4 separate regions of the Homo sapiens genome follow, and all the other regions are linked to region 2. Evidence: chromatin contacts called from ENCODE Hi-C data. All regions are on one chromosome and are shown on one strand. The core of a region is the stretch at or near the end of the contact, and the rest is flanking DNA. Distances in the headings are between cores, read along the strand shown.

Region 1 (2,700 bases), core at 20-2,519, 5.9 Mb before region 2:
ACGTAAAATAATATGTAAGCAGTTTTTCTAAATGTGGCTACTAGAAAATTTAAAATTACAGATATGGCTTACTTTACATTTTCATTGGACAGATCTGATACAATTTTACAGAAGTGAAAAGAAATAAACTTGACCTTACCTGGATAACATCTCATTTTCCTGCTTGTATGCAAAAAGCGTTTTTCTTCTCAACAGATGTTCCTTGAGTTTTTGTCTTCTTTGCTCTAGATAACAAAGGTAAGAGCTACAAGTCAATATTAGTTAAAACATCGATAACGGCAAATAAATCTTGTTGACTAAATGAAGAGTTTACTTCCAAAGCTGGTTCCACCTGAGGTCACATCTATATAACAGAAAATTCTCCAATTCAATATTGCCTTTGAGAAATCACCTTAGAAGAGACTGTTACCACAACAGGTCCCCAAAACCCCTCTGCATAAGAATCACATTCTCTACTCCCTGTGAAAAATCTGGAGAACATCATTTTCTACATACAGCTCCTGCTAGCCAAGCTTTAAGAAACTAAATGGTAGAAGTGAGGCACTAGACTCGAAAGTTCTAATTTACCAGAACTGGGTTAGATGAGAATTACTTTCTTCTGCTTTCCCGTGTGTAGAATAAGGGAATAACAATATTAGTTTTGAAGACCCAACCAACCCTCGGTTTCCATAAAGTCGAAGGAGAAGCTGTGAAATTGGAAATAACACATGATGCGACCCCAGCCCTGCAGAAATTCGCTAGGGACCTAAGAGGCGGAGGACCCAGCGCAGGCGCAGTCGGTCCCTGAACCTGTGCAGCCCCGCCCCCAAGCGGACCCAGGGTCTCCGACACCGACCCCGGCCTGAGGCCCGCGCGTTTCCCCTCGCCTAACGGATTCCTTCTTAGGAGGGCCCATCCCAGCCAGCAGCGACCGCACAGTAACACCACGCAGCGGTTCCTGTTTTTATGATCCGTTCCACAAGGCCAAGAATGAGGCAGGGCGAGGCCGACGCCGCGTTCAGGGATCTCACAGAGCGGGGGAGAGGTGAAGCGCGCCAGCGCGGCCCCGAGCCCCGACCGCCGGGCCCGCGCCCGCCACCGCCACCGCCACCGCCACCGCCACCGCCACCGCGGCCTTCACCTTTGAATGCGGACTGCGCCCTCTGACTCGGGGGCAGCTGCAGGTCCTGGGGCACGGCCGGTGTGCTCATCGTAGCCTCGGGTCGGGGGATGCGTCTCCGCTTTAGCGCCAAGATAGAACTTCCTCAGACCACCGCCGCCGCAGTCTGCACCGCGGCTAAGCCGTCAGACGGCGCGGCTGCCGTCTCCGCCCATTGGTTCCTGCGTGAATTGAATAAGCCAATGGGCGTAGGGAGGCGGAGCCTGGACTGCAGTTGCCGGGGCCGGTCTGGTGTCTGCCCAGTTCGGTTGGGACTGAGTCTGCAGGTTTCAAACCTAAACAGCGCTCTTCATCCTGGACGTGCGATGGGGGAGGAGTCGGCCTGCTCAGTCCCCACGACATAGCAGGACTAGGTTGACAAACAACCGAGATGGGACACATCTTGAGACCCTCACAGTCCTTGGAGGAAGGCAGACGAGAAAAAGACAAGAAAAGTGTTGATTGGCTGCCCTTCTTATTAAACATCGACGCGTTCACTGACGAGGACGTAAACACCGATCTGGCGTACCACGAGCGTGTGTATTTTCGTTTCACAAATACTGCTTCATTTTGAGCATCAATTCTGAGGTGGGACGTTATCACCACTTTTTCCACTGAGAGGTGACAGGTTCAGAGGTTGTTTGTCCACGTTTGCACAGCGTGTGAAGGGGAACTGAAATTGGGATCTACTTTCCATACCTTTATTCTAAGCAATTATCAAATGCAAAAAAGGGAGGAGAGGAGGAGAAACAGAAAAAAATGAAGATAAACCTCATCCCCTCCTCAAGGTTATATATAATTCTCCTTTGAAGATAAAATAGCATTTGTTACAGACGTTTTGTGTTTGTGTGGTTAAGTGTGCCGCCATAATCTTCGTTTTTCTCATCTAAAAATACCACCTTCATAAAACCCACACAAACACTCAATCCACATGACAGAACGAAACAAGTCAGGGCTAGAAGGTTTTAAGAGTGGCAGTGGGGAAGTGAGGGCGAGTCTGGACTGCACCTGCCTGGTTTCAAGCACTGGGTTTACATTTCTTGCCTGATCACTGCAGTAAGGCTGGACTGGACTCTTTCAGCCAGGTTTTAGGTGCTCCGGGCACACAGACGGGAGGATGTGATTTCCCCGTTTACCCTTCCCAGGTCTGAGGGCCTCCACAGCTGGCCCTCGGCTGTGGTCAGTTTTTCCCACTTCTGCCTGCTTTTTTCTTCAGACATCTTATGGTAGCGTCTTGCTAATGAGGAATTTGGTTTGAGATTTTGTGTAGTTTTTTACTTGATGAAATGTCCCAGTTTTAGTTTAACATTGTCCATCACCATCCTTAAGATATAACTTGCTGTTTAAATACGTCTGTCATTATTGTTGATTATTTACTAAAGTTTCATCAGACAGGTGGGGCAACCAGGGATTTCTATTAAGTGAGAACAAAATACAGCGTTAATAAGTGACTCAAAAACCTCCAAAACATTATGCTAAGTAAAAGAAGTAATATATGAAAAGTTACATATGGTATGATTCCATTTATATGAAAGATCTAAAATAGATACATCCATAGTGAA
Region 2 (2,700 bases), core at 62-2,561:
CCCGCAACGGTTGGGTAACTGAGAACCAGGTAGCCTCGGTGGTAGGACCCAAACTGTGTGGGCGGTGAGCAAAAGGCACGGAAGGAAGAGGGCCGATCGCTTCCGAAGCGGCAGCCGACTGGGATTCACTACAAGCCCGGCGGCTCTTTTCCCGCACAAGCGCAGGGAGAGGAAACTTGGGCACCTCACAGGCGGCACCGAGTTGCCCGATCGCTCGGCGATGTCGCCGAGGGGGCTCGCGGCACTGCGCCGATGCCCCTGGCTCGGCCGAGGGCGTGCCACCTTTGTCTGGGTTTCCCCACCAGGATGGGCTACGCCTCGATGCAAAGACGGCTTGAACTGGTTGGAGGCGCCGACGCCGCTGTCCGCGCTGGAGTTCCCAGCCCTGCGCGGGGCCCAGGAAGCCGACACAGCCGCCTGAAACCTCCCACTTACACTGCGCGCACGCGGCGCGCCTGCAAGTCCCAGCCCCGCGGTTACTTCCCTGGCGCGGCAGCCACAGGGTGGAGAGCCGGAGACCCCTCGCTCTCAGGCGCAGAGGCCCGGCGCACCCCTGCCCTCCTGGCACTGCATCGCCGGACCAGGCAGGGCCCCCGTGCCCTCTCCAGGGCCCGCTTCTTCCGCGCCCACGCGAGTCCCTTCTTCGGGAGACAACGGGCCGATGGACCCTCCCTCCCCCAGCAAGACAAGATCTCCGACTGTCCACCGCGTTAGGGAACGCACGACAGACACCCAGACAGCACCCACACCCCTGCCCGCCCCTCGGCCCTCACTCACCTGCCTGCACCGTGTCCGAGAGGTCGTGCCCGGGGGCTGCGGTACGGGGAAATTCCTTCAATTTCCTGGCGCTCAGGTTCAGCCCCCCGGAGTTGGCCGCCTCCTCAAGCGCGCGCTCCAGACCCCGGTTCAAGGGCAGGTTGAAGCCCCCGCTGCCACCGCCGCCACCACCCGCCCCGCCGGGGGCGCCGGTTCCTCCGTGGTGCTGATGGTGGTGGTGGTGGTGGTGGGGATGATGAAGTGGGTGCAGAGTAGCTACCGAAAGGGCCGGGACGAAAGGTTGGGGTTCGCTTCCCGGCGTCGCCATCTTCTCCCGGGCCCCCCCACCCCGCCCCGCCGCTCCTGCGGGGGGGTCACAGCGTTCCCCGCGAGGGGAAAACGGCAGCTCGGGCTGAGTGCCGCAGTGCTCCACCGAAAGGCGCTGGAAGGAGGGGAGGAGGGTGTGGGCAGGCGCGTAGAATGGGGGGCGGGCGGGGAGGCGGCCGTGGCAGCTCGGTCTTGAAGGTTTCCTGTCCCCGGGAAGCTAAGGACTGCGGCGGCGGCGGCGGCGGCGGCAGCGCGCATGTGTCTCCTCCCGCCCCTGCGCCCTCCCCCCGGCTGCTCTGCCCTCCTCCGCCGTCTGCTCTCTCCTCCTCCTTCCCCCACGCAGTCTGCCCCGCCTGAGCCTTCCTCCGCGCCTATTCTGCCGGCCGCCGCCGCCTTGCCGCGATCCGCCCCGCAATCGGGTACACGGCGGGGCTGGACGTCTGCTCCGGGGCAACTGAGGCGCCGAACCTCTCTCTGGGCGTCCTTTTGCCGCCCAGGAGGCTTTAGGGGACTGGAGGTTGCGGGGATAGGGGGGTGGTCTGAGAACACGGATAAAACGGCGGGAGGCAATGAATGGGATTTACAGTACAGTGAGGTTTGGGGCAGGAGAGGGTTCTCTCAATTCTGCGATTTATTCTGGCCGTTTAACCCAGAGATCCCCAAGAGGCAGTTTTCATTCACTATGGGGTCATCCCTGCAGATGCCCCCTGGCATTTGGGCGCTTACAATGAACCAGACGCTTGTTTAGGGAGTCTACGTAAGTTACCTCATTAATCCAGGGACCCCAGGAGTGCCAAAGTTGTTCCCCTGAGTCTACAGAGGAAGTTAATAAATGTATCTAAGGTCACCCCTGCAGTTAGAGGGGCGCTAGATTCGAGCTAGGGCCCTCAGAATCTAGGGTTGCCCTCCTTCACAGTGTACCCCTGGGCCAGACGCCAGCGCCAAGGGACGAATACGAGTGGGACAGAGTGTTTGCTGAGCGGCAGAAGAAAGCTACAGACATAGGAAAGAAAAACTCAAAATGAGGGCAGTGTTTATGGGGGACAGAAGACATTGTCGTAGGAGAAAGATGAGCTGGCTGCTCCCCGAAATTGGGTGGTGCCAGGAGAGGCTAGAAAGCCAGTGACCCCAAACAGCAAATCAGTCACAGCTCGAGTCTGAGCTGAAAGAACCATCGAAGTCTCCTTGTGCCCTTCTTCTTCCCGCTTTGGGGCATGGAAACGAACATGTCCGCTTGCAAGTGAATTCACATTCTGCCATCAGCCACCCAGTGGCACCCAGGCCAATGCTGGCACACCAGGGGCGACAGAGAACATCTGACACCCTAAGGGCAGACCAGCTGGACGATTAATAGAATACCATTCCTTTCCTGAAGTTAAAGCTTCATGTCCAACTTTCCAGGGCCTTTATTTTTGCTCTATTCTTAAGGCTTGATTGTCCCCTATGAGCGACTTGGCTTGGGGAAAATGAGTCGGGGGGTGGGTGCGGGGTTGTCGGGGTGTCAAGCACGAAAGTAATGCAACCCTTGGAGTAGGGGAGCTGGTTTTTTAAGTGGTAATACATAAGTTTGATGGCCTAGACAACAGGCTGGAACTGGTGACTTCATGGACTCGGCAC
Region 3 (2,700 bases), core at 1-2,500, 7.5 Mb after region 2:
GCTGTTACTTCCTTTGTGTTCATAATTTTTTTAAATCTCTATTTACTTACTTGACCTATGTAAACCAATCCATTGAGGGAGTCAACTGCAACACAAAATGTTGTTCCGGTAAAATATTCTGGGTGCTTAGGCCAACCCACATCCAGCCGGTAAAGAATTTTCTCAGTTCTCCAGGAAACTGCAAAAGTAAAGTTCCTCAAAACCTTAAACAAAATCAGACAATTCAGATTTAGTTTACCGTCTAGGTAAGAACAAAAAAAGGGCGGGGGGGCCGGGTAACAGGGCTTATTTTTAAGCATGCCTTGACAACTAGAAGTTTGCTGGACTGAAATAATTCCAAAGAAATGAGCTTAGATGCCTAAAGACCAACACGACCACAATACAAGTCTGCAAATTATTTGAGGATGTAGTAAGAGTTGGGAAAGAGGAAAATGGCGATGTAACATACACAAATTTTTAAACTCAAAGGGTCAAGGCAGTTTGGACCCAGGTGCAGGCTTTGAGACAAGCTACTGAGGGAACCAGGGCCTGCCACCTCCATGCCACGACCGTGGCGACGCCTCCCAACAGGGCTACCCGCACACCCGACAGTCATTTCCTCACTACCCAACTCACTGGAGAGCCACAAAAACGCGAATGCAAAACCAAAAATGCAAGAAAGAAGCCAGCACCGGCTACGCAGACCCAGAATCTCGCCATGACCAGACGGGAAGCCAGGAGAGGGAGGGTCCGCAGGTGTCTGGGGGAGGACCTGACAGCCTCAGGCTGCAACGGTTTGCAGCGGCACAGAGGGTCTGCCCGGGGCCCGAAGACCCTATCTCCGGTTTCCCCTCCCTGGATGCACGAGCTTTGAGTACGAAAGGGAACAGAGACCAGGGCGAATGAAAATCACAGAAGACCAGTTCCGGACTTCGTGTGCATTTCGGGGTCCCCGCCCTCATGTCAGGTGCTTCGGGCTGACCCAGTGACCACCCTTTCCCGCCCTCAGGGCAGTCCGCGCCGCTGACTTTCAGTGGCCACCAAAGTATGGGCGCCCGTAGATATGCCTTAATCGCTCGCCATTTATTCTTTTTAATCCAGAGGGCAAAATCAAAACATCGCACACTCAGACACGAGGTATGGTGGGGATGACATTCAAAATAATGACCGCTAGGCTTCGGGAAGGATTTTTGCCACATCCTATTCCTACCATCCAGGCATCCGCTATGGATGCCTATATTCCCACACCAGGACCCCACCTCTGGCTTTCAGGAAAGAGGGGCCCAAGCTGGCGGCGCAGTGTTGAGTTTACTTGGGCGCGACTGGCTTTATTGTAGGTCCCCATGAGCTGGTGGGGGCTGTAGGGGTAACCAGGCAGGGCGTCTGGCGCTGTTGGGGCTGCGTTTTTCCGGAGTCCCCCTATGCGAGGCCGTGCCCCTCTTCGCCCGGCTCCTGGTGCTCCCCAGCCGCCGGCCCGCTCCCGGAAGCTGCAGCAGCTGGTAACAAAGAGCCTGCCGGGCCGCCTGCTGCCGGGGCCGAGGTATCCAGGAGTCGGGCGGAGCGGCTGGGGATGAGCGCGAGCCGGACCATGCGTCCGGGTTCGCGGCGGTGAGGGTCGCGGCCGGCGGCCGAGGCGCAGGTGCGGGTCGAGAGACCGGCGCCTCCCTCCCCGCCGCCCGTGGACTCTGAGCGCAGGTGTTTCTACTCTGCCGGCCGCTCCACCTGGGAAAGCGCCTTCAAGAGCTACCTCTGGCGGCACCTGGCCCTCAGCTGCAGGGAAACCGCACTCAAACCTGCCGCCGAGCCCGGGTTTTTCTGCAAAACTCAGAGGACCTGGCTCTTGCCCGAGGTGCCCTGAACCATTGTGTGAATAAGCTGGGGAAGCCTGACTGGAGTGTTTTTTCTTTTTAATAAAAAGAGTTTTTCTGAATCTCAATTTTTAGAAATTTTTTTTGCGAAGTTTGCAATACTCTCTACCTCTTCGCATCCTCTCTTGCTCGTGGAGTCTTTTTCCTCCTCAGCTATAAATATTTTTTACTATCGGCGGAGCAGACCAGGGATGAACGTCTTTTAATTGCAAGTATAACTGTTAAAACCACGTCGGGATAGTAGTCAAGATGGATAAAAAGTCCTTTGAAATGGTGCTGGATGAAATTAGAAAGGTAATTAGACCGATTCCATGAATTATTTTATGAGATGAATTCTCGTGTTTTAGACTCTCTTTGAGGTACTGTATGGAGATTGTGCAGAATAAGGGTCCTAGGATTGCCAAATTGGTTTGAATTTTCACGTGTAATGGAGGAGTTTATATCTTGATACGTTTCCAGTACAAATAGAAATTAAGTTACGTTAACGCCAAATTTGAGACTCAGCACGGTGTCGTGGGAATTACATTTGTAAAGCCCTCGGTTCCAAAGCCGGCTTTACAAATCCGTAATAGCTCTGTACTTTTTGGGTAAGGGGTTTAATATTTTTGAGTTTATTGCCTCATCTTTCAGTAACACAAGAGTGACTGAAAACGAGAGGTAATACGCAGAAAGTTTCTTTTATGGTAGTTATTATGATGGGGTTTTCAAATCTAAGCATAAGGTAGAGTATATTTGTTGCGTTGGCCATGCAAAATTCGTGTCCTGATGGTAAGTGTGGCATTAAGTTTAAAGTCACGTTCTTAGGAATTGGCCGTCAATAACTTGAGCTTCAAAACTTTTTTCTCCTGCTTTC
Region 4 (2,700 bases), core at 176-2,675, 5.0 Mb before region 2:
ACTATGCTAAGTGCGGAAATGACTATAAAGACAGCAATGAGCACTTTGTTGCTCAGCCTCTCAATTTTGAGTCACCAAGAAAGGATACTTTACCTCTGCATGATTTGAACTTATATTAAGAAAACCTACTTACTGTAAAATCCCCGTGTTATGTACCTCTACAGTGTTCTTTTGTAAGAATGCTTATATAGATTTTACCAAAGAAACAATTTCAGATAAATTATCATAATACTATCTTCAAGCAACATTACTCTAGAAATTAGCTTCATCAGCTTTATTCCTGCATATTCAAGGAAATTCAGTTAAAGCGAAAACGCAAAACAGAGAGAGTATTTGAAGGCAGAACAACTAGTTCCACTTCTGCATATTAAGCAAAATTAAGCAAAAATAAAGGAAACAGGCAAAGGGAAGGAACTCAAGAGCTATTTGCAGCAGTGATCCGTTACAAGTTCTACGCGCTTCTCCTCGAGCTCCAAGAGATAAGGAGGGGAAAGGAAAGAAGGCACCACGCAGAAGCCTAAACTTACTCTTGGTACAACTTAGAATATTCACTGAATTCAGCCTAAGATGTCTGGGTTATCTGGATTCAGTAGGAATGTCTGGGAAGAAGGAGTGGCATTTGCTTTCTCCGTTTGAAACCCTGGGAGCTGTACGAGAGTACCCCAAACCCCTTGGTTATCTTGCAGAGGCGGCTCAGGGCATCGTTCCCCAAGCACACACCTGCAAAGCCGGGCGGCTCCTCCCCTCTTTCCCTCCTGTCCTCAGGGATGGACCAAAGTCCCTCCAGCGCACCGTTAGCCCGAGGGCCACCCGGCTCCCGCAGGCACTACCCAGCCCGGGGTGAAGCCGGAGCGCTCGCCGCCGTCCCGGCTCCGCTTCCCGGAGCCACACAGCGGAGGCGGCGCGCAGCTGAACACCGGCACCACCAGGATGCGCATTACAATAAAACTTGGGGGAGCAAGTCTACACTCGCGCCGACGTGAAGGCACAGCCCCTGACGCGGGCTCGAGGGCCGTCGGCCCGTCCCGCCCCTCCTCGCGGCCGAATGGCAGTAGTCCATACCTGTCCTCGGAGACGCTGATGACGCCCTCCTCTTTGGGCACGATCACGGCCATATTCACCACCTCCTGGGACCCCTCCATCCGCTGCAGCAGGATCGGCTTGCGGGTCAGAGGCTTGGGCTGGATCTCCGCCGCCATCGGAGGAGGGGGCGCGCCTGGGGCGCCGCCGCCAACCGCGCCGCGGGGCCGGGCTGAGGAGACTGCTGGAGCACGGACACAGGTTGAGACAGAGACTCTGGCTGGCCGGAGCGGAACGCCGGAAACCGGCGAGCATAGCCTGGCCGCCTCTCTCGGGAACGACTCCGCGCTCCCTGCTTCAGGCACCAAAACCGCCACGACCTGGGATGCAAGCCGGCGCCACTACAAGAGGAGGGGGCGGAGCGCCGGGGGGCGGAGCCTGTGTGGGCGGGGCCTGCCGCAGGGGGTAGCCGCTGGTGGGCGCGAGGGCGGCTCCACTTCCGGGAGGGTGGTGAAGGAGGAGGGGAAACCTGGAGCAGGAGGCGGGGATCTGGTATCCCAATGCGCGTGCGTCAGTCCCGCAAGCCCATTTTCACCCCTCCCCTCCGCGACTCCCCGGGCGCTGCAGCACCACTAGGACGCATGCGCTTTCCGTTCCTCGCGGTCTTCTCTCTGCCTTACACACCCAAGGGTTAGGCTCCTCCCTCTTTAACCTCCCGTGAACGCGCGTATACACACCCCTGGGGACGCGCTTGCCAGACGCCACGCCCCTTCGAAATTCCCTGAAAAGAGGGCGGAGGTGGGGCGGGGAAAGGAGCGCCTCAGCAAGACCGGAAAGAGAAGAGGCCTGCAGGAAGGAAAGCCGCCCAACTCGTTGGGACGTGACTTGGCATGCGCGCGGGCTACCTGGCCTAGCGGTCTTAACAATGAAGCGCGGCGGGAGGCCGCTTACTGCTCCCAACATGCACCAGGCCCAGGCTGCCGGAGGGAACCCAGTGGCCTCCTGGGAGTCGTAGTTTCTTGGAGCCTCCGCCCCCTTGTCCTGGAATGACCTATCGCCCACTTTCTGCGCTATGGGCCTGAGGAGCTCAGCGGCCTCCAGGGCCATTGGCCAAGTCAGGACCCAGACTTGCCTCTATGGGAACTGAGGGGCAGCCCCCAGCTGAGTAGGACGTCACCACTCCTAGGGTCAGACTGATGCTCGGAATAGTGGCACGGAAGGGACATGAAAAGGAGAGAATCTTTCATACAGACATCTTCAAGGGAGCTCAGAGAACATATGGGGTGTCTATCCCCTCGTTTTCTTAGATGGCTAAATTACACAGCCAAGGTTACTTTAGTGCAAAGTTAGGGCTAAACAACCCCTCCTTCCCTCCAGACTTGAACCCAGGCCCCTAGTGCTGGCTTCTTTCCATTTCCCCAGCAATCCAGCCTTTTTAGCTTGCTCCAGACACAACGGACAGAGTTACTGTAGTTACTGACTGAATGTTAGGTGCCTACCAGAAGGCCTGGCATGTGGGGTTGATCGTGAAGACTAAGCTCTGCTTTTTTATCTTGCCCAAATTCCTATCTAAGGGGTCTGGGGAGTCATGGCCTACAAAAACCATAAATTCTCATCAGATGGGTTTTGACCATGTAGGTCATGACTTACTTTCCAGTCTGACTCTGGCGTAACAAGGAA

Evidence for each region. Hi-C counts contacts between places; a loop is a spot of excess contacts on that map. Pooled maps may share reads with other maps.
Region 1: a loop to region 2 is called in a pooled map, with 14 times the contacts of the local background. The contact joins the promoter of CKAP2 here to the promoter of LRCH1 in region 2. A Hi-C loop is called at or near these places in 4 of 50 pooled maps.
Region 3: a pooled map shows a loop between it and region 2 (9-fold over the local background). The contact joins the promoter of PROSER1 here to the promoter of LRCH1 in region 2. A Hi-C loop is called at or near these places in 4 of 50 pooled maps.
Region 4: a map of CD8-positive, alpha-beta T cell shows a loop between it and region 2 (6-fold over the local background). The contact joins the promoter of WDFY2 here to the promoter of LRCH1 in region 2. A Hi-C loop is called at or near these places in 2 of 168 maps with a recorded cell type or tissue (CD8-positive, alpha-beta T cell and naive thymus-derived CD4-positive, alpha-beta T cell) and 6 of 50 pooled maps.

Annotation. Positions count from the first base shown.
Region 1 is chr13:52,454,047-52,456,746 of GRCh38, reverse strand. It overlaps CKAP2 (cytoskeleton associated protein 2), which reads right to left and starts at 1,269. Exons shown (of 9, transcript NM_018204.5): 1 at 1,121-1,269; 2 at 140-224. The coding sequence starts at 1,190. It overlaps CKAP2-DT (CKAP2 divergent transcript), which reads left to right and starts at 1,401. Exons shown (of 1, transcript NR_185890.1): 1 at 1,401-1,972. RefSeq lists enhancers at 1,569-1,648, 1,939-2,118.
Region 2 is chr13:46,551,781-46,554,480 of GRCh38, reverse strand. LRCH1 (leucine rich repeats and calponin homology domain containing 1) reads right to left here and starts at 1,311. Exons shown (of 20, transcript NM_001164211.2): 1 at 778-1,311. The coding sequence starts at 1,084. RefSeq lists enhancers at 178-497, 154-854 and silencers at 1,058-1,117, 1,178-1,367.
Region 3 is chr13:39,036,639-39,039,338 of GRCh38, reverse strand. It overlaps PROSER1 (proline and serine rich 1), which reads left to right and starts at 1,250. Exons shown (of 13, transcript NM_025138.5): 1 at 1,250-2,141. The coding sequence starts at 2,097. It overlaps NHLRC3 (NHL repeat containing 3), which reads right to left and starts at 883. Exons shown (of 7, transcript NM_001012754.4): 1 at 616-883; 2 at 51-203. The coding sequence starts at 699. RefSeq lists a silencer at 1,540-1,769.
Region 4 is chr13:51,583,187-51,585,886 of GRCh38, reverse strand. WDFY2 (WD repeat and FYVE domain containing 2) reads right to left here and starts at 1,425. Exons shown (of 12, transcript NM_052950.4): 1 at 1,063-1,425. The coding sequence starts at 1,199. RefSeq lists a silencer at 1,205-1,574 and enhancers at 1,715-1,994, 1,653-2,173.